Linked DNA regions of Homo sapiens: regions 1, 2 and 4 are each linked to region 3. A link is a contact called in ENCODE Hi-C or POLR2A ChIA-PET data. All regions are on one chromosome and are shown on one strand. The core of a region is the stretch at or near the end of the contact, and the rest is flanking DNA. Distances in the headings are between cores, read along the strand shown. Region 1 overlaps EXOC2 (exocyst complex component 2). Region 2 has its middle 20 kb from the start of EXOC2. Region 3 has its middle 18 kb from the start of LINC03066. Region 4 overlaps EXOC2 (exocyst complex component 2).

The links. Hi-C counts contacts between places; a loop is a spot of excess contacts on that map. ChIA-PET counts read pairs that join two places held with the same protein, here RNA polymerase II (POLR2A). Pooled maps may share reads with other maps.
Region 1: a map of GM12878 shows a loop between it and region 3 (2.1-fold over the local background). The contact joins two enhancer-like sites. A Hi-C loop is called at or near these places in 3 of 168 maps with a recorded cell type or tissue (B cell, GM12878 and naive thymus-derived CD4-positive, alpha-beta T cell), 20 of 37 single-sample maps with no recorded cell type and 14 of 50 pooled maps. POLR2A ChIA-PET finds 5 or more read pairs at or near these places in 1 of 52 experiments (activated B cell).
Region 2: a loop to region 3 is called in a pooled map, with 4 times the contacts of the local background. The contact joins two enhancer-like sites. A Hi-C loop is called at or near these places in 3 of 37 single-sample maps with no recorded cell type and 8 of 50 pooled maps. POLR2A ChIA-PET finds 5 or more read pairs at or near these places in 1 of 52 experiments (GM12878).
Region 4: a map of GM12878 shows a loop between it and region 3 (4-fold over the local background). The contact joins two enhancer-like sites. A Hi-C loop is called at or near these places in 2 of 168 maps with a recorded cell type or tissue (B cell and GM12878), 12 of 37 single-sample maps with no recorded cell type and 7 of 50 pooled maps. POLR2A ChIA-PET finds 5 or more read pairs at or near these places in 1 of 52 experiments (activated CD4-positive, alpha-beta memory T cell).

What each region holds. Positions count from the first base shown.
Region 1 is chr6:484,759-492,223 of GRCh38, reverse strand. EXOC2 (exocyst complex component 2) reads left to right here. Exons shown (of 28, transcript NM_018303.6): 26 at 1,038-1,099; 27 at 3,186-3,245; 28 at 5,460-7,070. The coding sequence ends at 5,553. Among named protein-coding and RNA genes, the nearest start is that of IRF4, 97 kb to the right of the region's middle. Within about 2 kb of position 1,928, at least 4 of the 41 ENCODE cell types and tissues checked have a DNase peak (open chromatin) inside an H3K27ac peak, as active enhancers do; they include GM12878, where a contact is called at or near this core.
Region 2 is chr6:709,230-716,648 of GRCh38, reverse strand. No RefSeq gene overlaps it. Among named protein-coding and RNA genes, the nearest start is that of EXOC2, 20 kb to the right of the region's middle. RefSeq lists a silencer at 7,194-7,394. Within about 2 kb of position 5,233, at least 35 of the 41 ENCODE cell types and tissues checked have a DNase peak (open chromatin) inside an H3K27ac peak, as active enhancers do; they include GM12878, where a contact is called at or near this core.
Region 3 is chr6:219,821-227,078 of GRCh38, reverse strand. No RefSeq gene overlaps it. Among named protein-coding and RNA genes, the nearest start is that of LINC03066, 18 kb to the right of the region's middle. RefSeq lists enhancers at 20-79, 1,375-1,424, 1,485-1,644, 6,200-6,279. Within about 2 kb of position 1,643, at least 9 of the 41 ENCODE cell types and tissues checked have a DNase peak (open chromatin) inside an H3K27ac peak, as active enhancers do; they include GM12878, where a contact is called at or near this core.
Region 4 is chr6:587,769-594,439 of GRCh38, reverse strand. EXOC2 (exocyst complex component 2) reads left to right here. Exons shown (of 28, transcript NM_018303.6): 11 at 1,853-1,971. Among named protein-coding and RNA genes, the nearest start is that of HUS1B, 66 kb to the left of the region's middle. Within about 2 kb of position 4,744, at least 2 of the 41 ENCODE cell types and tissues checked have a DNase peak (open chromatin) inside an H3K27ac peak, as active enhancers do.

The DNA.
Region 1 (7,465 bases), core at 679-3,178, 260 kb before region 3:
GAAGTGATACCTCATTCTGTGGGTCGTCCTTTCACATTCTGGATGGTGTCTTTGTAGCACTGGATTTTTAATTTTGGTGAAGTCCACTTTATCTGTTTTGTTGTTTATACTTTCGGCATGATTTCTAAGAAGGGTTTCCTAGCCTAAGGTCACAAAGATTTACACTGGGTTTCTTCTGATAGTTTCATAAGTTTCTTACATTTAGATCTGTGATCCGTGTTAATTTTTGTGTTAAGGAAAGGATTCAACTTCATTCTTCTGCATGTGGATATCCAGTTGCCCTAGCACCATTTGTTGAACAGACTGTTCTTCCCCCACTGAGTGGTCTTGGCACCCTTGTTGAATAGCAGTTGATCATAAATATGAGGGTATACAATATTTAAATATATTTTAGCTTTGGAGTATGGCTGAAGTCAGAAAGTCTGAGGCCTCTAAATGTGTTACTCTAAGATTGTTTTGGCTGTTCTGAGTGCCTTGCATTTCCTTATGAATTTTACAATCAGCTTGCCAGTTTCCATTAAGGAAAAAAAAAGCAGCTGTGATTTTAATAGAGATTGCATTGAATCCATAGAGCAGAGTTTAGGTTTTGAGATTAAGGCAGTGTGCCTGCAAGGGCATAGGTGTCAGGAAGCATGCCAAGCCACATCCTTACCTCTGTGGGACACGGGCCCTTTCAGGGCAGTGTTTCAAAGTGTCTTTCCTCTTGCAAGACTAAAAGAAAAATTAGTGGTTAGAGAGTAAATACAGATGGCTGGAAAATCATGACACAGTTTGTACTTTTCATAGTGAGATATCTAGTTCCCTGCCCTCACACAGTCATCCTTGACTACAAGTTAATTTTCAGTCAACGAACATTTTGTGGTAGCAAATTTCTTCGGACTGTTTTAGAAACTCTACTCATGACTGGCGGTCACCATGGTGGTATTACGCCAACCCCATCCTACGATGAGCAGGCTGGAGACCCTTAACCTTAGTACTTGTTTATATTTGATAATATAAATTTTCCTGTTGTCACTTTGTCTTTTTCTCATTTTCAGGCGAGACTTGAAATCTGTGCTTTGAGGGACACTGTGGCTGTTTACCTGACACCCGAAAGCAAGTAAGTGGCAGTGTTCTTTAGTTGAGTGCTCTATTAAAAATAAAGGTTGTCTTACTAGTCAATTCTGTCCTCTGTAAAGATGACTGATCAGAGCACATGCTCATGAATTTGTGATGTGATAAAGTTTATGTCAAGGCCACTTTGTAACACAATGTAAATGAAAGGGGTTTAATATAATTTTTTCATTTACTACTGACAAATCTTAGTCTTATAATACAGCAGAGTATGACATACTTCTTAAAGCAAAAGAGGATAAGAACTGAGTCTTAGTCTGTTCATAGCAGACTCTGAAGGACAGCTCAAGTGCTGTAAATATCAGTATAAGAGGAAGCCTTGTGGTTTCTCTGCAAAATTTTGTAGTGGAAATTTGATAATTTTTAGCTGTTTTGAATGAAAGTCAGGATTTCCTACCATTGAAATATCAGTAGGTGAAGTGAAGCAGAACTACTGTTTGTCTGTGCAAAATTGTTTACTACGTGGGCAACATTACCTAGGAAATACTGGGTTATAGTGTTGATGTGCCTGAGAAGCCAAGTCGTATGCAAATGAAATGTTTGAGGACACTGTAATATGCTTACTCACTCATTTCCAGCATCTGATAACATGGCTTGCTGTCATTCTGTCAGCTTTGCAACTGAAAATACGTTTTCCATTTTTTCCTAACCAATGAAGTTAGCCTTTCATTCCCGTCGGTCACAGCTCACCAGCAGCCATTTTTAGTGGGCCATGTTCACTGTTGAGCCACACCTTTTCCCAGCCATCGTTTGTCTGTACAACATACTAACAGGATGGAAAGCACCCAGCCCATGTTGGATGTGTGCACACTTCATGCAAATGCCTACCCTCTTCCTGCTGACTTAGTTTTAGAGTATAAGGTACTCATCTATAGAGGAAGTTTAAAATATTCTAGGCAAGCTTTTGAGGGTGTTAAATGAGAAAATGTGCCAAATCACTTTTTAATTTTCAGTACCCTGCCAATAATATGTAGTATGTTTATCATTATTGTCATACTGTCAAAACAATTACATCACATTTCTTTCAATTAATCAAAAAGAGGTTCATAAGAAACAAGCTGATGGTGGAGGTAGCGGCAGTGGCTTCCACACCAGGAAAGAGGCCGCTGAATGTGGGAAGGGACCCGAGTGCGCCAAGCCACCCGTCCCACACCCCACCGCGCCCTCCCGGGAGCAGCTGGAGATGCCCAGCACCGGGTTTTATGACTCTGTTGGAACTTTTCAGTCTTTCTCTCTGTTGCTGTGACACTTGCCCCTGATTTGAGGAATATTGCTCAAAAACGTATTTCCTGGTAGATTGAGGATGTTTTTACAATATAAAAGCAACGACCCCCTAAAGTCAAGAATTGCAGTATTTCTTCACCTTAACCAATCATAAGAGAGATAAAAGAACTGTTCCTTTGTGAATGGTACAAGTTAATTACCACAGTCTCCCCTATGATGCTTTTCATTTGGTTTGGTAATTTTTCTAATACTTTCTCCTTGTAAAAGCTAAACATCCCACAGTTTTCTTTTTAAAATTCTTTCCTTTTACCTTCATGTAAAGAACTTACATTGAATTTTTAAAGCATCTATATAGCTCTCCATTTTTCTACAAGTTTTAAGTAGACTGTAATTATTACAAGACATTGGCTGTAGATCAGGCCCTGTGCAGGCCAAATACTGTAAACACCCCACTGTGTCATCTTTCAGAAGGTCATCCCCATTTCTTAGAGTAACTGGATTATCCCCAGCTGCTTGTTTTGAAAAGACTCCTTTTAAATTAAACATGTTCACATTAAGCTCTCCTCTATCACTAGCATCCTTTCGAAGATGTTTTTCCTTTAGCTTTTCAAGTAGCGTTTCATTTCCTATTTGAGTTTTTCTGACCCCGTTGCTACAAAGCCTCCACCTGGTAGCTACACCTTCGCTTTTACTTTTACTTTTTCTATTGTTTTTCACTTTTACTTTTTCTCATATTTCCTTGCTTCACTGGCTTTTATTGGCTTCTCAATAATTAAGGGATGCTTAAGAATTTGTCAGCAGTTCTCCTGTGCAAGGCTTCAACTTCAGTGTGGCTGTTTGTGTTTCAGGTCAAGTTTTAAGCAGGCTTTGGAAGCCCTGCCCCAGCTTTCCAGTGGAGCAGATAAAAAGTAAGTCCTGTGTGCTGTTCTTAGGAGCCAGTTGAATGTGCTCAACAAGGTTTTGTTTCCTAAAATACCTTTTAAAAATAATGATTTGGATTCTAGGAAGAGCAGAATCCAAATAAGAATCAGAATAAGCAGATATACCTACTTAATAGCGTTAGTAGGTACATCTCGTCACCTGTAACTTGCATGTCTTCTGAGTGACAGAATAAGGTAAGACCTTTCTTCTGGGTTTAGGAGAATTTAGAAGTTGGCTCTCGTTTCAAGTGACTGGTATAGAAAAGGTCTTAAGAAAGCTATCTATGACTTATTCAGTAAACTGTATTAGTAGCATACATAAGAAGTAATGGAAAAAAGAAGACAGCATAGTAAAATGCAGGAGTCGGTGATTTTTTTTTTAATTTTTGAGTAATTCAGTAGTATTTATTTTGTGTTCTATAAAATACAAAATGTTATGAAAGTAGATGTGCACATATGGCATAATAAAGTTTTATATATACATATATATTTCATTAGACCACACTGATGATCTCAACCTGAATTTAAACTTTACTACTCATAGAACAGGAAACGGACCTAAGAGAAAATCTAGGCCAGGTAAATTTCATAAATGCCCAGGCTCCCCCGAGCTGAGGCAGTCTTCATTCCTTCACCACCCGCCCTGCACGTGGCTGCCGGGCCCATAGACAGGCACATGTGGTGCACTGACTGAAATGCTGGCACCGTGAATGCAGTGCAGACTCAGTGCAGGGCAGAGAGATCACATAGGCTGGGCCATGGGGGGGAGCTGTCACATGGCATCGACGCACAGAGCAGGCAGCAGACCAGCCCTTCCACCATCAGTCCCCGGGGGCATCGCCGCCCCGCCCCGCACGCATCCCACGTGGGCACATGGCAGCTGTGCAGACAGTGCCTGCACAATCAGCCCTTTCTTCCTTTTTCTTGCTGCTTCTCTAACTTCCATCCTCTATTTGAATTGGTTCCAAACCCTGTTCATTTCTTTAAAATAAATATGATAAAAGATTGAAACAGTCACTGCTACGTTTCATATGTGGAACAGGGCTCAAAAGGTAGTGTGTCACGAACAATACACACCCTGAAATGGCCCCAGGTCAGGACTATATTTTAGATTTGCTGTGGGGATAGCATTCTAATATTGAACATTGTTAAACCGTGAAATAATCTCTTGACCTCAGTACTGTTAAACCCAGTTCTTGGTTGCTGCATCCAAACCAGGAAAACTCTAAGATCCTTCCTAGCTTTAAAAATTAGATGACTTGGGCCGGGCGCAGTGGCTCATGCCTGTAATCCCAGCACTTTGGGAGGCTGAGGTGGGCGGATCACGACTTCAGGAAATCAAGACCATCCTGGCCAACATGGTAAAACCCCGTCTCTACTAAAAATACAAAAATTAGCCGGGTGTGGTGGCGGGCACCTGTAGTTTCAGCTACTCAGGAGGCTGAGGCAGGAGAATTGCTTGAATCCGGGAGGTGGAGGTTGCAGTGAGCCGAAATCGCGCCACTGCACTCCAGCCTGGGCGACAGAGCAAAACTCCATCTGAAAAAAAGAAAAAAAATTAGATGACTGTATCACATCAGTTGGGGAAACAGATTGCGATATCAGGCAGCAAAGCGATTTGCCTAGTGGAATTAGCCCCTAACCCTGCTTGCCCTGGTGGTTAACTCACTGCTTTCGCTCCCCACTCTCTAATACCTGTTAATACAAAATGAGAGGAAGGGAAAGTCAGCAGTGGCTGCTGGGAGATGGGGTTAGGGAAGAGGCTGACTAGAGGGGCAGCAGGGGAAAGGGTGCAGCCATGCCACGTGCTGTAGCCTGTTACACTCCGGTATGGCTTTGCCAGCGTTCATAGAACCATCTAACAAAAAGTGAATTTGAAGGTGTGTAAATTATTTTAGAGTTGAATTTCTAAAAAAGAATAGGCCCAAACATCAGTCTGTATTAGGGAGGAATCTAATCTTGGGAGGGGATAGGAAGGAGATGTTTCTGTACAAACATAAATACGTTATCAGTATATCCTATTTGATCAACTTCTTTGATGTGTTTCTTTTGCTGAGTTAAGGATCCATAGGTAGAACTTTTCAGCTGCCTTCTCCACACAGCAAGCCCAGGCAGAGCCGGGCACTGGCTCCCCTGGTGTTTTCTTGCGTTGCTAGGCCGCCCCATCTGTCGGGCTGTAAAACAAGTGTCTCCGTCCTGCAGGTTACTGGAAGAGCTCCTGAACAAGTTCAAGAGTAGCATGCACTTGCAGCTCACCTGTTTCCAAGCAGCTTCTTCAACCATGATGAAAACATAAATATCTGCCACATAAAAGAAGTCCAGGAAAATAACACGTAATAAGACTGTTCACTCTCTAAGTACCCTAAAGGTATTTGGTGTATTAAACATTGGGTTTGCCATTTTTCTCTTTTTTCTTCCTCTGACTTCGAAAATTGTTGGTATACATTTCAACCAAAATGACCTCATTTGAAATGCCCAGGAAGTATTTGTTTTGCCATTCTTACTAGATCAGATCCTGTATGACTTTAAAATACATTTTAAAATATATTTTGCATCTCAGCAGAAGGTTGAGTGCTGCAGGAAGAGCTGCTTCTGCAGGGAGTTTTCTGGAATGGCGTGGCACATATTGAAGCATTTCTCAGTGTCCCGTTCACGGAAGCGCAGGCAGCTCCCACGACACACGGAGAGACTGACTGATACGAGATTTGGAAAGCTATGTAGACATCTTTGGAGCTCTTACTGTCCTAAACTGTACAGCTGTGCTTAAAACCCTCATTTCATATAAATGGCCTTAAGTTTTCTAATTCAAGCGGGTTTTTGGAAAAATTTATGGTCTCCATTAAAATACATATTACAACTGGGGTAGATTATTTGTGGTCCAGGTGTCTGTGATTTAACTTTGCGTTTTGCTATCTGATTTTTATTTTTCACAGGGCTAAGCATGAGCTTTCATTCTCACTCACTCTTAATTTGTCGTGCGTCACTACACATGCACGTGTTGCAGTCCCTGAGGCCCTGTGTGTTATCTGTGATGGAGTGTGAATGTGTAACGGGCACTGTGTTACACTCTGAGGTGTTGGCGGGGCGGTCGCAGACTTCAGGGTCCCCTAACGGAAAGGCCAGGCTCCGCGTGGACGGCCAACTCCCTGCCCGCTCCTTCAGCAGGTGACTGTCTCTGCCACTTCTTACCTGCTGAAGGATCTTGCTCAGTAGCTGGAACAATGCTGCTGTCACACAGTCTCTTCTCTGAAACTTCAGGATGCTCCTTGGTCACCAGGCAATGGGAGCTGTAGACCAGCCGCATGCACTTGCCCCACATTCACTGCTGACTGGCTTCACTGGAATAGGTTCAGGTCACCGGGACTTCTCTCAGAGTCAGCGGCCCACCCAACTCCCTCATACCGTCGCATCTGAAAATTTTCAGAGAGGAATTCTCTTTGTAGTCGGCTTGTCAGGGTTTTCAAGTTTTTCTATGGTTATTTTTAAATCTCTTTTTTTAAATGCTAAAATTAATGTCCTCATTAATGCAAGTAATTTTAGAGCACAGTGTAGCCATGTACAGTTTCCATTATTTAAAATAAATAAATGTGTTGGTTCATTTGGTGTATGGGGGGACATCATGGTAACTGGAAATGAAAGTTTAATCTTTCACAAATGTGCTTGATAAAGCTGTTAAGAATTGTCTTTCCTAAGTATGTTAACTGTTGTATCTAACTCAACTGTGAGCTAAGTTTAAAAACTGCAATCATGAATGTTTGTGATATTTTAAATATCTACTACAGCACATTCAGCCAATAAAGAATCTGCCTTTAATGTAAGTTGTAATTTACTTGACATTTTTCCCTAAGTGTCTTTATTTCAACATTTTCATATTTCTACTGTTAACACCCAAAATACTTACATTCTGGTTAACCCTGTATTGGTAAACACATTGTCAGAAACCATCTGTCAGGTCCTGCTAATTCTGTTTGCTGGGGACTTACCATGTGCGAGGCACACCATGAAGTGCCTCGTTGAATCCTCACAACAGCCTTATGATACATGTGGGCTAGCTTACCGCCACGTCCATTTAGCAGAGGAAGGAATCAGGGCTTAGAGAGAGGTTGGTGACTTCCGTAAGACTGCAAGGCAGTAAGTAGCAGGACTCATGTTCACACTCTGGCTCTGTATGTCCTTGACTTCACTACTGCTCAGCTCTTCCTTCCAGC
Region 2 (7,419 bases), core at 3,984-6,483, 490 kb before region 3:
TATCATGGCTGTTTTACAACTGGCATAAAAAGAATTCATGCAGATGATGTTGCCTTTGAAAATTATAACAGGATGGACTATTAGAAGCACAACCACAAGAAAATACCCTGGCCAGAACTGGAGAGCCACAAGGTAACAATAGCACACGTGGTGCTTTCCAATACTTCCAACGACTGCTTTGTGTCACCTCCTTTCAGCCATGAGGAGCATGCTCTGAAAGATGCCACCCCCGTGAGCAGCTGGGGCCTGTGACGATGACCGGGAACACGCACTCCCTGCCTCAGCTTTTGGTGGCCATCTCTCATTGAAGGGCTTCGGGGCGTGCGGTTCAGTTTCATAAGCAATCCTGGGTCTGGGTAAACATGCTTGACTGATTAATGATAACAGCTCTTAAAACACCACAGACATTTCCAGTGCCCAGAAATGTTTATTTTTTATACTAAATTAAATTCATTTTCCTTCTCATTCCCTCTAAGGAAAATGGTGACAAATTTAAATTCAGAGTGGACTGCTATATTGAAGATGGCCATGTGCCACAACCTCTAAACAGGCTATGGTTTGGGAATGTATTTCATCAGGAGGATGGTGGGAGGGAGGAGATTTAAGGGCTGGGAAGGAAGGAGGGAAATCCTGGGTAAGCACCGTGCCAGTGAACATTAGCCCTGAGCCGATTGCTTTGCTCACAGAAGGAACGGTAACTATTTTGTATTTAGCAAATACAGTCACGATCAAAGGTAACTGATTGTGTAATAATTTAAAATATCATCAAAAATCAAATAAAAACCAAGTCAATAAAAAATAATTAAGTAATCATCATGAAGAATAATTTGTTACAGCACATAATAAATCCTTATTTATGATGGAAAAAGAAAAGGAAACAAATATTTAAGGTACCTGCTTGTGCCATGCACCACGATGCAGACAAGTAGAAAACATTATCTCCATCAGGCACATTAAAAAACTGCAGCTTAGAGTGGTTAATTTTCCCAAGGCAATAGAGGGCAGAACTAGTATCTAATCAACAGCCCCATTTTCCATCTGTTTATGCATGTCTACACTGCCTCCAATGATGACATCAACAGTAAGTACTTATTTATATGCAGTATCTATTTTATTTCTATAAATCATTCTGGCCATTTTGTGCTAACAAATTAATTACCTCTTTTAAAGAACTATATTAGACTCTATTAGTCATAGCATCCTGACTGATGTGGGTTTTTCCATATCACCATGGCTCAGGTAATTCCCACCAGCTGTAAGGTGTCCAGTGGAGAGATCCTTCCAGAAAAGCATGTCCGTCCACGGACAGCTGTCCCTGGTTTCTGGGGATTATAGCTCAGCCATATGATTCAGAAACATGCATGGACCATAGAATGAGCTGGGGCAGGAAGAGACATTCACATTATTGTGAATATCATTTTAAAACACTGAGCTGAAATAAACAATGGTTTGCAAATCAATTTCAAAGGGCAATTACATATTGCTTCTTCTCATTTTTTTGGTGACTAAATTTTTGTGAATTTAGTCACAAATGGATTTGCAAAGGCACCCATGGTCACAAATAAAACAGGAAGATGCCCAGCACAGCTGTGAACCCTCTTCTAAAGGAAAACATTTGACTCGCTGTTCAGGGTCGGCCATTACACACGTTGGGTGAATCATGATGATGATTTTGATTTTTCTACATATTGAAGAGAGGCACATAATACCTTCACTTCAGAAAATGGGCACATTTTCTACATTTTAAGATTGAGGCAGGCTAGCCATATTTATTGATTTATTCCTCAATAAGCATTTGCTGCATTCCCATTTGTGTCAAGAACTGTGCTCAGCTTCAGGATATCAGTTCAGCAAGACACTCACCCTGCCCTTGAGTAGCTCAGTGTCCAGGATAGAGAACACAGATAAAAGTGGACGAGTTATCCTTATACATGATCAGTGCCTAAATATCAGTAAAATGCTGTAAGCCATCAAAGACTAGGTAGACACGTGTGGTGATCCACAGCAACCTCCTCTCCTTCATAAAACAAAAACAGACAACAAAATACTTGGCCTAACCTAGTAAACATAATTGTATAGTTAGCAATTAAATTCTTTAGGTTAAGCCTCTTTCTGCTGTTAAGAGGAACATGTTCCTGTAAGAAGTAATAAAAACTGCACTACCAACTTTCTGAAACATCCCAGGCCTTTCTGTTCTAATGTCTCCGATCACAATGAGCCTTTACCACAAATGGCTGTTTCCTGCCATCTCTGAATGTCAAATTCTTATTCATTCTTCAAAGTCCAGTAGAAAAGCCACCTCCCCAGATAAGATCTGTGTGCCCTGGGCCTGCTTTCCTGCTTTCTCATAAATACGTTCCCTACTGGCCTATGTCATGGATATGTTTTCTGATTTTTTCTTTAGGAACACGTGGCTCACGTTGAGGCTATCTGAAGTTACCAAAAATACAAAGACAGAAAGCACATCTTCATCCTTTTTTTCTGGAGAGTCTCTCCCACCTGGACAGCTAAGTTGGGGCCCTGAATTTCAAATGAAAGCCTCTCAAGGCGTGGGTAAACCTGGCCACTGCAGGACAGCAGAGTCCCTGGCTTTCCAGGTGTGCCCTTCTCTGTCCATGCCCAGCCTGGGAAAAGACCAGACCGTCCACGGAGCACTGGAGCACACAGTACATGGGCGTCTTCCGTCCATGAACCCAAATCAGGATCCCAGTGCACATGAGGGTCCCGATTAAGGTTAAACTGTACAGAATGGAACAATACCTGCTCTGTTTTGACGACACTGGATGTATCAGTCGGCTGAGGCTGTGTTAGGCTGCAGTTACAAGCAGCTCTAAAATCCCAGACGCTTTCTGAAACACAGGTGGCTCTCATTCCTATTACATGCACCTTAGCTGTGGCTGAAGAAGCAGCCTTTATCCAGATTAATGTGGATGCCCTGGAAGAAAAAAAAAAAAAACAAAGGCAGATAGCTTCTGTCGCGCTACGGCATAGGTCACCTCTGCTCTCATTCCACTCTCAAAGCAAGTCAGGGCCAAGGCTGATGTTAGTGGGATGAGGGTGTGTCATTCCCTCAGTGGGAGAAGCCTGTCAGAGGGGCAGTGAATATTTTAACAGCAATTTCATCTACCACAACATGTGAGAAAGATTTGGATATTGATGCAATCCAGAAAGAGCAGCAGAGAGACCAGCAGATTTCTACGGAGTTTTAGTGGAAATCTGCTCATGTCACTGGCTAGTTCTAGGCCTTAACTTTCTCATCTATGAAATCAGAGGTTTGGTCTGCGTGGTATCAAGGTCCCTTCCATCTCTGACACTGAGCCCAAAGCCTTGCAGGGTGGTGATTTATTTTGGTATTTTATCAAGTGCCAGCATCATTTCTATATTTCTCAGAGACCTCAACAAGTAGGGTGCTTGGAAACATTTGCACATTTGCTGAATAAATCAGTTAAACCCTATGAATAACTTACACTGGTATGAATTCATTAGATAATTCTCTGGAAGCCACTTGGATGGATGGAAGGTGCTAACAAACGCCAAGAGCTGCCGGTATGGTGGTGAAAAGACAGAAGACAAGAAGAGAAGCAGACCGCGGCACCTGAGGGCCAGAGGGGCAGGCTGGAAGGCCACAGCTGCGCATGCTCCGTGGGCCATTCCTCCCAGAGCTGCCCTCCCTGGGAGTGAGAGCAGATGCTACGGCAGTTCACAGTTCTTGATTTTCCTGTGGCTGGAAATTCCTAAACTTACAAAATCTCAAGCCATGTATATTTTGAAACAGTGTGGGGATTCCTCAGGGATCTAGAACTAGAAATACCATTCGACCCAGCCATCCCATTACTGGGTACATACCCAAAGGACTATAAATCATGCTGCTATAAAGACACATGCACACGTATGTTTATTGCGGCACTATTCACAATAGCAAAGACTTGGAACCAACCCAAATGTCCAACAACGATAGACTGGATTAAGAAAATGTGGCACATATACACCATGGAATACTATGCAGCCATAAAAAATGATGAGTTCATGTCCTTTGTAGGGACATGGATGAAATTGGAAATCATCATTCTCAGTAAACTATCGCAAGGACAAAAAACCAAACACCGCATGTTCTCACTCATAGATGGGAATTGAACAATGAGAACACATGGACACAGGAAGGGGAACATCACACTCTGGGGACTGTTGTGGGGTGGGGGGAGGGGGGAGGGATAGCCTTAGGAGATATACCTAATGCTAGATGACGAGTTAATGGGTGCAGCGCACCAGCATGGCACATGTATACATATGTAACTAACCTGCACATTGTGCACATGTACCCTAAAACTTAAAGTATAATAATAATTTAAAAAAAGAAAAAAAAAAGAAACTATTGCAAATGGAAAGAGACTTTTTTTTTCTGTTCCTTGCTTTGTATTGGAAAGCTAGGTAAAGAACACACTCCCAAACCATTAGAATTCAATGACAGGAAATGCTGTAGTATTGCACAAAATGAAATTCCTGATTTTACTGTGAAAAGGAAATGATACCCTTTTCAACCTAACAAAAGAGTTGATTTGCCAAGAAAATGGGCTCAACTGGAAGAAGCTGACTAAGAAGAAATACACAGTCAGTGCTTTTGTTCCCATTCATTCTACCTTTGCAGATAAGAATTTTTAAAAAATCTCTCCTATGATTCCCACAAATACACAGCATTGCTATTTGAAAAATAACAAAGCACAATTTGAGTTTCATATTTGCTGTTTGGCTGGAGTGATGGCTATTCATCTTCTCTTTACCCAGGCCATTGTTCCTGCCCACATAATCACAGCTTGAAGAGCTCGCTTGTGAGTTCCTTCCTTTGCAACTGTGGTCCACACTAGCTACTCAATTAGTTCATTTCTTGGTTGTAAGAATAAATAGAATGTGTACATTTCCTTCTTGTTTACCAATGCAACCTGAAGGGGATCCAAAAATTTGGCCTGGCTTGAGAAGTAAAAAAGGTTTAGGCTCACAACAGATAAAACGTATCCCAAGCCGGGACACCACGGTGCTGCGGAAAAACCCACCCTTGATTTTCCCCTCGTCTTGTCTTCAGTTCAGCATGATGAGCTGGAAAGCTGCAAACGCTGTAGTGATGATCTGAGAAGTGAAACAGAAAGCAAGTGAGGGGAAGCAGGAGTCTGTACACATGTGCCCTGAAGAATCCTTTGCTTTCGTCTTTCCTTTTTCGGCTTTAAGTGCTCCCGTCACACCAGTGATTCGAACATTTCAGAGAAACACAACGGAGGGAAGGAGCCCGGCCCTGCCTTGTCAGCGCCCTGGAAGACCTGGCTTCCTCCCTGACACTCACTCTGGGGAGGGAAGACACCCGTGCGCCTCGCTCCCTCGTGGCCAGTGGCTTCCCCGGTGGGCTAGGGCGTGTCAGCAGGGCGTGCCCACCGAGGGAGCAACAGCGATTCCCAGGCCTAACGCTTTTCAAATCAAAAGCGCCTGACGCTTTTTACAACCGAGCAGAATAGGGCTGTTCCAGGTGGCTGACGCTTCCCGTGGCGGGGAGGGGGTTATGGAGAACGTGGATGAAGCTCATCGTGTAAGACGGGAAATGCCACTGGAAGTGAGCGTCCCTGCACCAGGCCGCGTCCCGCCCAGAGTGAGGCACGGCCGCCCCCTCGCTCAGAACCTGCAGCCCGGCCGGGCTGATGCGGGAAGCCGGCCCCGCCTGTGAGCGCGCAGTTCTCCCTGGAGACGGGCCACCCTCACCCTGTGCCTGCGTCCCCTCCCAGCCCTCGTCCCTGCTCTCTACCCACGACCCGGCCTGGGGTGCCTCGGACGGATCTCCTGCCATTTCCTGCATTCTGCAGGAGCACTCATTGAAAATTTGGGTGGCCTTGCTTATTTATTTTCCTGGAATGCAGTGGGTTCTATTTCCGTGGTATTTTCTCAGCAGTGCAGCGTTTCCATTTCAAACTACAAGAAGAAGAAGAAAAGCCAGTCCCCGTCAGCACGCAAACACACAACAGAAAAAAACGTCCCGGGTTTGACTCGCAGTCCTGCCTTTATAAATTGTAACTAAATATAAGCCACCAGAGTTGCCTGCTTTTGTCATGAGACTAAAAAGACAAGTTTACTTCTTCAGGGAAAAGGGGAAAACACAGTGATGTGCTCAGTTGCTGTGAAAAGCAAAAGACAAATCAGAGGTAATATAAAAAGTTATTTGGTACCATGGAACAATTGATGCCGAGTGTCTAAAATCATCATAAAATGGACTGAATCTAAATTTTGGTCAGATTAATATAAAAAAACTAAAATTAAAAAAGAGCTTGCTTCATCACTGTAGCACTGGGGCTTCACACAAATTTCAAAATGTGCGTGTTACACTAGCATTGTTAGGAATATGAAGGTTGACGGTGAAATATTTTATTTTCTCAAGATGCTATACCACGTCGCTCTAATAATCTACCACCGCTATAAATTTTGTATTGCCTACCATTCACAGAAGGCTCTATTTCAATGGATTCATGTAAAAACACAATTTTGGCAAAAATTAAATTTATATACCTGGCTTAGATAATTTACACCTTAAAACTGACTTTTGATTTCATGTTGGATGTATGCATCTTTAATTTCTAAACTAATGTAGAGAGAATAAATTGTTAAAATCTGATGCATTTTGCATGATACATATTTTTAAAAAGATTTAGAATGGTTGAAAATATGTACACGTTTGGTAGACTTAGTTATCAAAGACGGTTACTTTTATTCAATACCCTGAAAGTGTGTCCATTGAAAGGCAAATACATTTCCATTTTTCTGTCTTTAAAATGAGACTGAACTTAGGTCATTTTCTTAATCTTGAGAGCTACTTTCTCTTGGTTTATATGCATTTCTGCTATTGGTGTAACTGATGAGCATGGTAATTGCACATCAATTTACCTTGAAACGGAAAATGATAAGAACTTTCTGTGGAGCAAAAGGTGGCCATGTCTGTGAGCTGAAAGTAAAAGCTAGAAAAACATTTGATCTCTCATGTGGGCAACTGATTTAAGAAAGAAAAGAAACTTCATCTGTACATATTAATCAAAAAATTAATGGTATAAATTTGCTATTTTTCATTACTTTTTATAAATTGGTGATAGCACTAAACTGTCAATCAAATTTTATCTTTACATTTAACAAAACATGTAAAGGTATCTGACTTCTTGGCTGAAATAACTTATTAATGCCTTACTGTAATTCATAAATAGAATTTTTTCATACATATTTTGCCCTAAAATTAAAGGTGTCAAAGAGGGGAAAAAAATCTGTTTGGACTATGCAAATATTGCTAAGCTGAGCCACTTATTTTGAATATGCCCATGTGAGCTAAATAAGATAATTAGGGTTTTTCACATGATACTGATTCTGCATTTGAAATGCAGAATCATAAGAAATGCTGCA
Region 3 (7,258 bases), core at 394-2,893:
TGGGAGGGTGACCGGTCTTGAGCACATGGAAGCTCTGCCTTCCAGGCCCTCCTGGACTGTGTCCTGCTGTCTCTTCCTTTGGCTGGTCCTGAGCTGTGTCCTTTGTAATAACACTGTCATCATACATGTAGCACTTTCCGGAGTTCTGAGAGTCATTCTGGTGAATTATTGACTCTGAAGGGGTCAGGGGAACCCCTGACTTGGTCAGAAGTGCAGGTGGCCTGGGGACCCTGGAGTTTGCAGCTGGCATCTGAAGTGAGAGCATTCTTGCTGGGGATGGTGCCCTTCACCTAAAACTTTTGGCCCCAACTCAGGGCCTCAGTGTCAGAAGTCCCTGCCCTCACCTTCCATGAAAAGTCTGCATGGCCCAGGCCAGAGCTTCGGAGGCCCTGGGTCTCCAGACCCAGGAAATGGAGGGGCTTCGCTTCACCCCCAGTCCACAGACTAACTACTCTGTGAAGAATGCTAACCTTTGGTCACAAGGGAGCTGAGGATTGGGGGTGATGAGATCTGAGAAAATGGGGAGAGCTAAATCATCCTGAGTGCGGCGGCTCATTGATACTGTTGTGGTGCCTTACACAGCCAGACTGCAAATGTTCTGGCCTAAATCCACTCTTTCAGAGTAAATAGTAACACAGGCAAATAGAATCATAGCTACCATCGACTGAACTATAATGGGAAAGATGCCAAGTGAGATTTATTTTTGTTTTGCTTTTTACCTAGTGTTCCTAATGTCCTTTTCTACCAGTGACGCGCAGCTTGGTAAAGGCCTGAGTCTGGCATCTCGCTGTGAAGCGGCCCCAGGTGTCCCCAGCTCTGTCTGTTGGCTCTGCCCCACAAGCTCGCGCCCGAAGCCACAGAGACACAGGGTGGGTGGGGGTGGAAAAGTGACGCCCAGGAATCGCTGGGGCTTTGCAATGTGGATGGTAGGAGGGTGGGTTGCGCCATGTGCTCCCCCCGCCTCCCTCACCAGGTTGGTCTGTTGCGAGGCACTTTCCCCAGTTGGCTCTGTCCAGGCCCCAGGCCGCCAGCATGGTGGGGAGCCCCTCTCTCGGCCTTGCCGTGGCTGCAGTGTGGACACACGTGCGTATTCAATCACTCTCTGCTGCCCCTAGACTCTGATAAGAAGCTGGGCGTTCAGGGTGAAGGCGTGGAATGATGAGCAGCACACAGACGGCATTTTGCTGAGCATCAGCAGGCGCTCCTCCGTCGGTTGCTTTTGCATAATAAATGTGGGGAAGATTTTTCAACCCCGTTTTCCTATGAGAAAGCTGAGCTCAAAGGCTGAGCTGCTTTGCTGAGGTCACTCAGAAACTCAGAAACTCACAAAGCAGGGGTGAGACCTCTGCTCGACAGCAAAGGCAGGCAGCGTCCCTCATCCCTGCACCACGAGGGCGTCACAGCCCCTTCCCGGGTGGCCACAGCCACAGGGCACCCTGCGCCCTCTCCGGGCCTCGCCTTCCTCTTCTGAAACAGGACGGTGATCTCATCCCCCTCACAGGCTGATGCAGAGACCTAAGGAGCACACTGGCTGTACACGGAGGAAAGCACCTCGGTTTCCTGAAGCAGTGTGGCATTCGAGTCTGATTTCCAGCAACTCCACTGCCCCCGCAGCCAGACTTTGCATGAGCAGAGTTCGCAAACCTTCTAGAATCTGGCGAGGAACAGAGGAAATCAGCTAAAGGGCGTAACAGGAAGTGGGGCCTGGACCGGGAACCTGGTTCCTCCGCTCTTTCCCTATAGGTACAGAAGGAACAGGCCCAGGAATGAGTAAGAATGTTTTTCTCTACAAATAACTCACACCCAAGCCTCAAGCAGGGTTAGGGAGTGAGGCATTGTGTCATCACCTACCACAGGAAGCCCAGAGCCAGGGCAGACTCCAGACACGGCACGCAGGGTTGTGACTCTACACACCTGGCGCCTGGGGCACTGGTGTCTTCCAGGCAGCTCTGCCAGGTGTCACATCTGGACAAGACAGAGAGGTACTATCTTCCCCTTAGGAGTGATGAACTCCTTTCCAGAAGCTTCCTGCAGGCTTCTCCTCATGCCTCACGTCTAGAATAGAGTGATCTGCATGTTCCAAGAACAGTCACTGGTTGGAGAGTTGGTATCACCGTGACTGGGTGAGCCTGATGGCTCTAAACTCTGGCTGTACATCAGAAGCACACACTGAGCTTCTGAAAAGGAGAGGCCTGGGCCCCACTTCCAGAGATTCAGTTCAATGGATCTCCTGTAGTACCTGAGCATCAGAACTTCGTAGCCCCCGAAGGTGCATGCTACGGCCAGAAAGAAACTCAGGGAAAAATGGATGTTGCAGAGACGTCGCCACAAATGAAACCCACAGCGACAGGAGAAAGCGGCTCGCGTCCCGTTGAAGAAGATGCTTCCCTGGATTACTGTGCAGAGTTGAAGCTTTACCTTTCACCTGGAGAACGCGTGGTTCTGTGACCAAAACAGTGGCAGCTCCTCCACCAGCCCCTGCTGCTCCCATCCCTTCCAGGGAAGAAACTTTTGTTTCTGTGATGCCAGCGCAGGCATTCAGAGCAAAGCCACTTCCAGGAAATTCTAAGAATGAGGTGCGGGCACCACTGGGCTGGCGCATGAGAGTCATGTGCCTCAGACTCCACGCCCCCTGCTGACCGTGCCCACAGGCTCCCAGGTTATCTGTGGCGGAGGTCAGGGTCTGCTGGGCAGGGTCAGGGATGTCTGGTTGGGCTGAAGCAGATGCAGGGGTCCTGCGGTCACCACTGCCTCCGATGAAGCTCTGAATGGTCTTCTCTGTTCTTCCATACGGTCATGTGCCACACAACAACATTTCCAACCACAGACAGCGTATACTATGGTTGTCCTGTAAGAGTATAAGGGAGCTGAAAAATTCCTATCATGTGATGACATTGTAGCCACCTCAACGTCTTAGCACAATTATATATATATACACACACACATATATATACTTTATATGTAGAGAGAGAGAGTGTGGCCTACGTGTGCAGTGTTTATAAAGTCTGCAGTAGTCATAGTGATGTCCTAGGTCTTCACATTCACTCCCGACTCACCCACTGACTCACAAGAGCAGCTGCCAGTCCTGCAAGCTCCACTCATGGTAAGTGCCTTGCACAGGTACTGTTGTTCATCTTTCGTATTGTTCTTTCACGGCACCTTTTCTCTGTTTAGATACACACACGCCACTGTGTCATAATTGCCGACAGCACTCAGCGCAGTGACATGCAGGTCTCAGCCTGGCACGACAGGCTGTCTCATATCGCCAGGTGTAAAGCAGCTCATAGCACGCGGGTGTGTGGAAGTTCACTCTGCGATGCTCACACAACAGCAAATTGCCTGAGGACCCATTTCTCAGAAGGTATCCTTGTCCTTAAGCAACACATGACTGACATTTGTAAAAGGGGCAAGAGACAGCTTGTGCTTCTCAGAAAAGGTGCCCATTTTCAACTGGTTTAGGAAATTTAGAAAGAGGGAGGAGGAGTATTAAAGTGGCTAAGAGTGTTTCTTTCCAGTTGGTTGATTCTGCACCTCACACACCTAAGGAGTCTGGGAAACATCCTGGGTAGCAGTGGTGGAGAGTGGTCGTAATTTACATTGAAATGGGGATCACCACTGCATATACAGATGGCCTTGCTAGGTGCTGAGGAAGCTCTGATGCCCCCGCGAGGATCAAACATGAGTCGTGGAGACAGGACATGGTGACATGTAGGAGAACACAGTTGAATGCCAGGTAAGCCCCACGTGGGCCTCATGGGTTCAGAGGCTTTTTTCAGAATTACTTCCAGTAGAACGGTTGCCCGTCACAGGGAGCATATCCAAGAGGGCGTGTGTGTGAAGCTGGAAAAGTGGCTTGTACTGGGAATGGGGTGTCTCATATCTCTATAGAGAGACCGCAGGGAGCTGAGGACTGAAGGAGAGGTTAGAGCAGCTCAGGCTCAAGCCCTCTTCCCCAGAATCACCAGGAACTTGCCAGGGAGGCTTTTGTTGCTGTTGTTGCAAAATCCAATTGCAATTACAACAATAAGTGAGGAATTAAACTACAAGTATGAATAGCATGGGCAGCTTAATTCTTAATAAGAAAGCCTAAGGTGCTTTCAACTAAACCACTTTCTGAAGTTTTTTTTTTACCAAAAATAAATTATATCCCAAAATTTATAAGAAAAGGTACAAGATAAAAAAGTGCCCCCTTTTAGAGCTAAAGTTGTCAAGCTGCAGATATTTGATTGATTTGTCCGTGAGAGGGTGGGAGGGAAGAAGCCTCCTTATGTGAAGCCGTCTCAGAATTTCTACTCCCAGACCCACATGCGGATGTGGAAAGCCAAACATGTGATTTCAGGCAAATACATTAAAGAGTAAGAGATAGAAAAGTATGTAATTGGATGTATCATTATGATATTTTCCACTGTCAGCAAAAGGAAAAAGATATTGATTGTTCACACGCGCAAAGAGAATCTCACAAACACACTCTTCCTGCAGCCAATGTCCATTTAATCATTGTGATAATGCAGCTACCTAGATTTTTACTCTCCACAGATCCATTAGGTTTAAAAGCTCTTAAAACTTTGATTCTCTACTGAAAAATGGAATGCTTTCTTTCTGGCCATTATAAAATATACTTTGCAGTAGTTTGTGCTGATTCCAACCGTCCATCTTTACAGTTGTTAAATCAGGTTTAGACTAAGCTGCCTCCTTACATATTTTAAGTTTAGCCTGAAGGTTTTTCGGTATATCATGAACTATAACAAGCGGAGGTGTAAATGAACTGTATACTGCTCTTGCGCCAATCACTCAGTTTGGGCCAATAAAACGCAGCCAACTGTTTGAATCATGTTCAAATAACGCAAACGATGTTCAAATACCACAAACGCCGAGCTGTACCCCATCCAGCTGTTTCTGCACCTCACTTCCATTTTCTATACGTCACTTTCCTTTTTCTATCCATAAATCTTCCTCCATGTGGCTGCGCTGGAGTCTCTGAGCCTACTCTGGCTCAGAAGGCTGGCTGATTCATGAATCGTTCATTGATCAATTAAAGTCCCTTTCATTTAATTTGGCTGAAGTTTTTCTTTTATCTCACTTGCATTTTTTTCTTTTGAGACAAAGAAAAACAATTATTAACAAGCCAGAATAGAAGTTTCGCATTGTCAAAGTGCATGTGCAGTCCATTCATTTTTTCTTGTTATTGTTAGTCATCTTATAAATACAGAACCACAAACTTCACTTCCTTTCGTAGAATATACCTCTTTCGGCTCTGGGAATTACAAACCCTTTACAATTTTACCAGTTTCGGAAAAAAACCAATAGGTTTCTTATCAGAAACTGTGTTCTCTCCCCAGATGCCACTCTTTGCATTTAAATAACTGAAATTGAGGACTTTGATACCACAAACATCAAAGCTCTCTGTTGACTGCAGGGTCCACTCTCAAATGCACCTTAATCCCATTTGAGCACCCCAATTCTTAAAGGCAGGGTATTGTGGTTTCTGAATTCACCATGGCTGTCTTTTTATGGAAGTTCACAGACAGGAGTAATCTTTGAATAGCAGTAATCTAGAGGTGGCGACATATGACTTCTTCATGTCTTTGGCAACTTTGTTTAATTTTTTTAAAGTTGCTAGTCTCTTTTTCTTAATGAACGGTCCTTGTTTCATGTTCGTGGCCATTTTCATGGTCAGCCGTCTGGGCAAGCTGCTTTTTCTCTTCTTGTGGTATCACTCCTCCTCTCCTTACTGCTCAGCTGTAGTTTCACACAACGAGCTAAGTGGAGCTCGTGGGGTCACTTACAGGAAACAAGGAGCATGACTCGCACCCATGAAGTTAGAAATGGCACACGGGGAGGGGAGATAGAGCAGATCCGTGCACAGCACTCATGTGTAAAATATGCCTGCACCACTGTCTGCTTTGCGTTTGAGTTCAAAACAAAAGGCTTCCGTGAAATATAATAAGCTATATATATTTTTCAGAGTGACAAGAATTGTCTCGCTTCCCTTCAGTTCCCAGACTTCTCCAAAGTTAGTCTAATGTCATGACATTGCCTGGGGAGGCCAGAGGCTGGCCTCAGAGACGAGAAAGCAGGTAGCTTGGCTTGGGCTTGTTTCTTAAGGGTCTAGGTGCCTACAGCGTAGAAATTCAGCATTTGCAGAGCACCGAGGTGAGGGGCTGGGGGACGGCAGAGCCTAGGACTTGCAATAATGCAAACTCAAGACTGCTGATTCAAGTCAAGCAGGCTAGAGAAGGGGAAGGCTGAATTTCTTCAGCAACTGGAACTGAGCTACGTGCATTCAGTTTCTCTCAACACATTCTGCTCTGAATCAAACTGTATTTTAAACTTCAACACATTCTGCTCTGAATCAAACTATATTTAAAACTATTTTAAACTATATATTAAAGCCGTTTTAAACTATATTTTAAAACTTACGTTAAAGTTCCTGGGTGTGATTATAATATTGTGGTTTTGTAGGAGAATGTCCTTGTTGTTAGGAAACATCCAGAAATTTTTAAATATGGCCTGTGCAACTTACTTTCAAGTGGTTTCTAAAACAAAGAGAGAGGGGCAGAGAGAGTGCAAATACGGCCAATGTTAATAATTCATCAATCTACAGTGAAGGTCAAACAGCGGTTCTTTGTACTATTCTTTTATCTTTTTTGTGAGTTTGAAATATTTAAAAAAATTGGGGAAAATACTTAGGAATAACTGTAACAAAAATACAGGACCTATATGAATCAATGTACAATATAATATTTAAGGATATAAAATGCAACCCAAATTCATGAAAAGATTATATATGATTAGAGAAGTGCAGATATGTGAGATAATTTTTTCTGGTGTTCATATTTTTAAAATCTCACACACTTTTATATATTAGGACATTAAATTGTAGCAAAGAAAATACAGACCATTTACTCATTCATTCTGCCTCTCTCCGTTTGCTCAATGAACGCTGACTCATCACTCGGGCTCACACAGCGGCTCAGCCCCTGGCCCCGGCTCCAGTTCCCCATTCTGTGTGGGCAGGACAGAAGCGGGAAGCGGGAAGCGAGCGGGGGTGCAGGCGGGGGGACATGAATCGGAACAACCGTGGCTGTCAAAGATGCCGGTGCATCCATCTCACTACTCCAGGCTAAGAAGGGACAGACTCAGAAGCTGGGGAGAGGGTTGTGAGGGCCGTGACTCTGGAGATAACCATATCTGCAGGGCTGCTCGGGGTCCACACAGGAGCTCCTCACTTCCTGCTGGTGCTGTGCTGCACTGTTCC
Region 4 (6,671 bases), core at 3,495-5,994, 360 kb before region 3:
TTAGGAGAAAGCGTTGCAGAGGTGTTGGGAGGCAAAACAAGCCTATTTAGGGAGAACGCTGAAATGCATCATCCCCAGCAAGAAAGCATAGAATCACGTTCTTTGGGAAGAAAGACACAGTGTACTATTTGTTATATTTATCGTTCAGGTAATAAAAGAAGAAAGCCTTGTGTGAGAGAAAGAATCAGACTGCATTTTGGAATCTGAAATGAATCCCCTGTGCCAAGCTAAATGTAACTTGTTAGATTGTAGTTTTCTTCTCAGGATACTATTCTCATTTATGAGGAGGAGTGCTGGTGACTTCTTAATCTGAGTAAAGCTCTTCCTTCTAATTGACCTGCCACTTTCTCAGCACAGAGACACATCCTGTTTGCAACCTGTAGGTGGTCACAAGGGGGAGGAGATGGCAGCTCTCAGCCACCTCTGGGCAGCCTGAGTGTGGCCCGTCTGCAGATGCCTGGATATCCGGCTCCCCACAGCACCCAGTCCCTCCCCATCAGCTGGGAATGTCAGTGTTCTCAGCATTTTATTTGTTGCTAACATATTACAAAGTGGATTTGTTTCTCCTCTGATTGGCTGCTGATTGAGATACCTGAGTAACACACACTCACTACTGGAAGAATGGGCTGGAAGCATGGGTGCACCCCTGAGGGATTGAGGTCTGGCCCAAGGTCAGCCTGGAGCCATTGATGATGATTTACCACTGAACAAAAACCTCTAACCCAGAGACAAAGAATGGCATATGGCTTAACAACAGTTTTAAGACAATAAATTCATTTGGACATGCTTTTGGAGTTGATTTAATTGGATTTAGCTTGCTATATTTATATATTTTGTGAGGGCTGAGGGCCAAATCTTAAATAATATTTGACAGAAATTTTTCTATGGAAGTAAATGGTCTCTATGGATTTGGGTGTTTTATAGACAAAGACTTGATATATTTTAAGAATATTTAGAAACTAAGAAAAACACCGAACTATACTATATTTCCTAGAGAAATATTTTCTCAGTCGTGAGTGTGGACTTTAGAGGTGAGTGTTGTCACCAAATCTCTTCACAGTTCGGTTAGCCCTCATTTAGCTAGTTTTAGAAAGCGGTGCCATACTGCCATCTCGTGGCCATATTTCATATCAGAAAGGAATTAAAAAACATCTGAAATTTTAAAAGTATTTGCCCAGTATCTGCTGGCTCCCACCTGTGTCTAATATAATGACTCTGAACTAAGTAGAAAAACTCCTGTGAACTAAATATAAATATAAAGAAAAATGCTCATCAGGTAGATAGGATCACTGCAAATTGTCCTTATCTTTTTACAAAGAGCTGTTTTTAATAGTTTTATCATTTATATGAAAAAATTTTAAAGCTCTGCTGTTTATTTTTTTATTTTTTGTTTGCTTGTTTGTTTGTTTGGAGATGGCGTCTCACTCTGTCGCCCAGGCTGCAGTACAGTGGTGAGATCTCAGCTCATTGCAACCTCTGCCTCTCGGGTTCAAGCGATTCTCCTGCCTCAGCCGCCCGAGTAGCTGAGATTACAGGCTTGCACCAACACACTTGGCTAATTTTTGTATTTTTTTTTAGTAGCGACGGGGTTTCAGCACGTTGGCCAGGCTGGTCTTGAACTGCTGACCTCAGGTGATCCATCCACCTCAGCCTCCCAAAGTGCTGGGATTACAGGCAGGAGCCATCTCACCTAGCCAAGAAATTTGAATATATTTCATTGAGAATTAAATATTAAAGACTAATATTTGACAGGGCACAAGACTAATTGATAAAATTTTAGCCTTTAAAAAGTAATGATTTTAAAATATGCCAGCATTTCCCTTTGGCCTCAACCTTGGACTTGCTTTTTCAGGTACCTGTCTGACCTTCATGCGTCTGGTGACCCTGCTTGGCAATGCATTGGAGCCCAACACAAGTGGATCCTTCAGCTCATGCACAGTTGCAAAGAGGGCTACGTGAAAGATCTGAAAGGCAAGGATTTCTCTTCCAATGTGTTGTGTGATTCCTTCATGTCATTTTGATGCATTCTGGGAATGTTTAATGATGAAGGCACTGACTACCTAATTTACTTGGTATCTCTTATTATTGTCTTTTGCTTGTTTTGTGGTTTTTTTGGCCACTGGTTAGCATTGTACTAATGAAAAGGGACAACTCTTTTATCATGTCTGTTTTTGCGATTGGTGGACAGCGTTGACGTTTCGGGGCAGGCAGCGTGATGCCGAGGAGGTGACATTGGTCTTTGGTAACTATCAGTCTGCACATCGTCTCGTCAGGTGTATGTTGAGTCCTGCTCTGTGCCAGGCACTGCACCCATCGCTAGTAAGACATAGCTGCTGCCTCCCAGAGTTACCGCTAGAGGAAGGAAAAGCCACTAAACATGTAACTAACCAAATAAAATGCTGGGACATGTGATGAAAGAAAAAAAGAAAATCAAGATGTTCCAAAAGGGAGTAACTGAGGAGAATGCTTTAGATGGCTGGTGTGGGAATGTCTCAGAGAAGCCTCCGTATTAGAACTGGAAGGATAAAAGGTAGCTTACTAGCCATCTCAGCTTGAGAAAGGGACCACCTGTGTGGAGGCCCTGAGGGAAGCTGGGGGAGAGAAGTCAAAGGTCTATTTGTGTGCAGGTGTATTGGCTTTTGTTTGTATACTATCATTTGGAGAATATTGAGTATATTGAATGCCTGCTATGCTGCAGACACTGTTGGGTGCCAAAGTCACAGTAGTCAGGACAACAGACAAGGGCCTAGCTCATGCAAGCTCACAAAATAGTAGGGTAGACAGATAACCAGCCAGCTGTTAGAATATTGTGTGCTGTTTCATATGACTGGGGAAGTTCTGAGTGACATTGGAGTGCTTAGGAGTAGCCTCTGATCCAGGGTTTTGAGGTCAGGGGAGTGACATTCTGAGAGCTGAAGGGAGTGACATCTCTTTTGAGATCAGAAGGGTATCTGTACTTGACAGTTGAAATAGAGAAGGAAAGCATTTAAGACTTCCAGGAAGGGAGAATGTGCACAGGTTACAAGCACAAGAAGGCCTCTGAATCCTGTGTGGTTGGAGCTTAGATCGTGGAGGTGGAGTGAAGAGACGAACTTTCTTGGCTGCTGTGACAGGTTTGGACTTCACCCAGAGTGCGATGGGGAGTCGCTGACGGATTTTAAGCTGGGGTCAATGGATTGGGGGAAGACAAGCTCAGACTTACTTTTGAAAAGATGACGACTCTGGCCGCCCATAGTGGGTGGATGAGAGGGAGCAAGCCCAGAGCAGTGAAGCTGGTGAGGAGACAGGCACCCCACCTGATGTGGAGGTGGTGGGAATGTGAAGAAGAGCATGGACTCCAGGGCCGTTCAGGAATAGAACTGATAGGGCTGGATGATGGACAAATGAAGAGGAGGAAGGGATGAGCAGTGATTTCCAGATGGCTGACTGGCAGCTAGTTAGGGTGATGGTGCCACTGAGTTAGGGAACATAGGGGAGAAAAGTGATTCCGCCTCTTTGTTTGGACAGCTTGACTTGGGGTTGTCTGACATGTAAGTAGAGATGGAAGTAGTTGGATCTAGAGACTGAGAAATTTGAGCTTGGTGGGCATACAGGTGGTCCCTTGGAACTCGTGCATTTACCCAAGAAGACGAAAAAAGAAGCAAACTCAGGAAAGAGTCCTGACAAGTGATGTTTTAGGGGCTGGTAGAAGAAGAGAAGCCTTCAAAGGAAACGAAGAAGGGGTGGTCATGGCGGGAGGAAAACAGAAGGGAGTGGTCAGCAAAATCTCCAAGATGAAGCAGAAGATGAAAGAGAAATGTCCTTAGGATTGCTCTTACGCTGTTGGTGGTGACTCTGGCAAATGCAGGGCCTGAGACCTGAGCCCCTAACTGGATGACATGAAAAGGAGTAATGGCCCTCATCAGGTCCCTGGGAGGATCAGGAGCTGTAACAGGAGAGCAGTCTTGGTAGAGAAGGAAGTACAATGGAGAGGTCGCCGTTGTTTCTTTCTAGCATAGTTTTGTCATGAATTAGTTGGCTTGGATTTGAGTACTTTCCAGCTCTGATGCCATTTTTTTCTATGCTTGGTATTTAAGAAAACCCAGGTATCTCTGCTGAAGCCATGTCAACATCCCCATTAATGTCATTAATTATTTTATATTTTTAGCAAGTGAAAATGACAGCAAATGTTACACACAGTCTGCAGTCTTTGGGAATATTTAGAAAGCCTTACATATTTATTTCTCTGTTGATTCAACCAATAATTTTTGAGTCTACTCTGTTCGGCAGAGCTCTCAACCTTAAGGGCCCATCAGAGTCCACTGGGGATTTTTTTTTTTTTTTTCCAGACAGAGTCTCGCTTTGTCGCCCAGGCTGGAGTGCAGTGGCTCGATCTCAGCTCACTGCAAGCTCCGCCTCCCAGGTTCACACCATTCTCCTGCCTCAGCCTCCCAAGTAGCTGGGACTACAGGCGCCCGCTACCACGCCTAGCTAATTTTTTTGTATTTTTAGTAGAGACGGGGTTTCACCCCATCACGGTGTTAGCCAGGATGGTCTCGATCTCCTGACCTCGTGATCCACCCGCCTCGGCCTCCCAAAGTGCTGGGATTACAGGCGTGAGCTACCACGCGTCCACTGGGGCTTTTTAACAACCAGTTATCAATTCTTGGCCTTACCCCTTCCCTCCGTGCCAAGCACATTCTAATCTCTGTGGCTGGAGTCCAGGCAATTTCAAGCTCCCGGGCGATTCATGTGCAGCCAGGGCTGGTCACCAGGGTGCTGGCTGCTGTGCCAGGAGCCGGAAGTGCAGTGCGAGCTGGCCTCTTGGAGCTTGTGGTCTAGGGAGAAACACACCATCTAAAAAATCACATAGGCATGTATTCAGTTGGAATAGTGAAAAGTGTGAGGTAGTGGGGAGTACAAAATTGTATGAAAATGTATGATAGGAAGGGTGCAGTCCGGTTGAGGGGAAGTCCAGGGAAGTTTTCTAGAGGAGGTGAAATCTCAGTTGAACCTAAACAACGACAGTCAGTTCTCCGGATCGGCATTGAGACGCGTTCCAGACACCGTGCGGGTGCTGGACAGTCAGTTCTCTAGATCAGCATTGAGAAGCGTTCCAGACACCGTGCAGGTGCTCGACAGTCAGTTCTCTGGATCGGCATTGAGACGCGTTCCAGACACCGTGCGGGTGCTCGACGGTCAGTTCTCTAGATCGGCATTGAGAAGCGTTCCAGACACCGTGCGGGTGCTCGACAAATGTCACTGCTCTCCAGCAAAGGTGGTGATGAATGCAGTCACCATATTCACTGGATACAGATAGGATATGTGGTCTGACCAAGGATTTTCCTACTTATACTTTCAGGAAACAAACTGAATACCTAATTTGGTATGAAAATATTTGAATTTCTGGAATATGTGTGTAATTTATGAAGACAACATATGGACTTTTTGAAACTGGAAAAATTCCAGAAAATTTCATCTATCTCGTCATATCTTTACCTCAAATATCTGATAACCAGTATTCCATCACCAAAGGTCTGAATCTTTCTCAAAGATAGAGGGAAACACACCGTCATCTTTCCTTCCCTGACATCTTAATTTATTGCTATATATATTCATTCTAAATTGCTTAAAATCAGTGTTTTGGAAAAAAAAAAGGTGACAGAAGCTTTCTTGTAACTCACTTACTCTGAGCAAGCTTGTTGCGCACCTTGTTCATCACTTGGGAAATAATCGAAAGAATGTGCGTGGAATGGGAGCAGTGCCTCAGGTTACTTTCATTACTTCATCTTTTCATTAGAAAGTGAAGGGCCGGTGCGGTGGCCCACGCCTGTAATCCCAACACTTTGGGAGGCCGAGGCGGGCGGATCACAAGGTCAGGAGTTCAACACCAGCCTGGCCAACATAGTGAAACCCTGTCTCTACTAAAAATACAAAAATTAGCCAGGTATGGTGGTATAGCCAGGTATAGGCCCAGCTACTCAGGAGGCTGAGGCAGGAGAATCACTTGAACCCAGGAGGCAGAGGTTATGGTAAGCCGAGATCGTACCACTGCACTCCAGCCTGGGCAACAGAGTGAGACTCACTCCATCTCAAAAAATAAAAAAGTGGAAACAATTCCTTACAACTCTTTGAACTTTACAGTTTTAATGACAATACAATATAAATGTCTTAAATTCACATTTTATTTTTTCTTTTGACATTCAGAACATGCTTAACTGTTCCCTCTGTCATTGTCAGTAAACACTGCTAATCTAAATGTAGGTAATTCTAGCACATGAGAGGCTTTTAACTGGAAAATTGGGGTGGTTTTTTGAACTTAGGTCAGAAGCGATTTTCACTATTAAATTTTGGAAAATCCCACTTATATTTAAAAGCAGAAAGGATAATGTAACAATACCCCATGTACTCACGCTGACTTCAGCAGTTACCAACTCATAGCCAATCTCATTTTATCAGCTCATAGCCAGTCTTACCTGCTTCTCTCCCCTCCCTCACCCTGGATTATTCTAAAACAGATCACATCATTTTATCCATAATTAATTCAGTATGTAATTCTTAGAAATAAGGATTCTTTTTAAAAACTGTAGCCAAAATACCATGACCATTACCTAAAATATGAATATTTTTTAAATATGAAATACTCCAGTTTCAAATTCAGAAAGTTTAATTTCTTCAGTATCTTTCTGAGT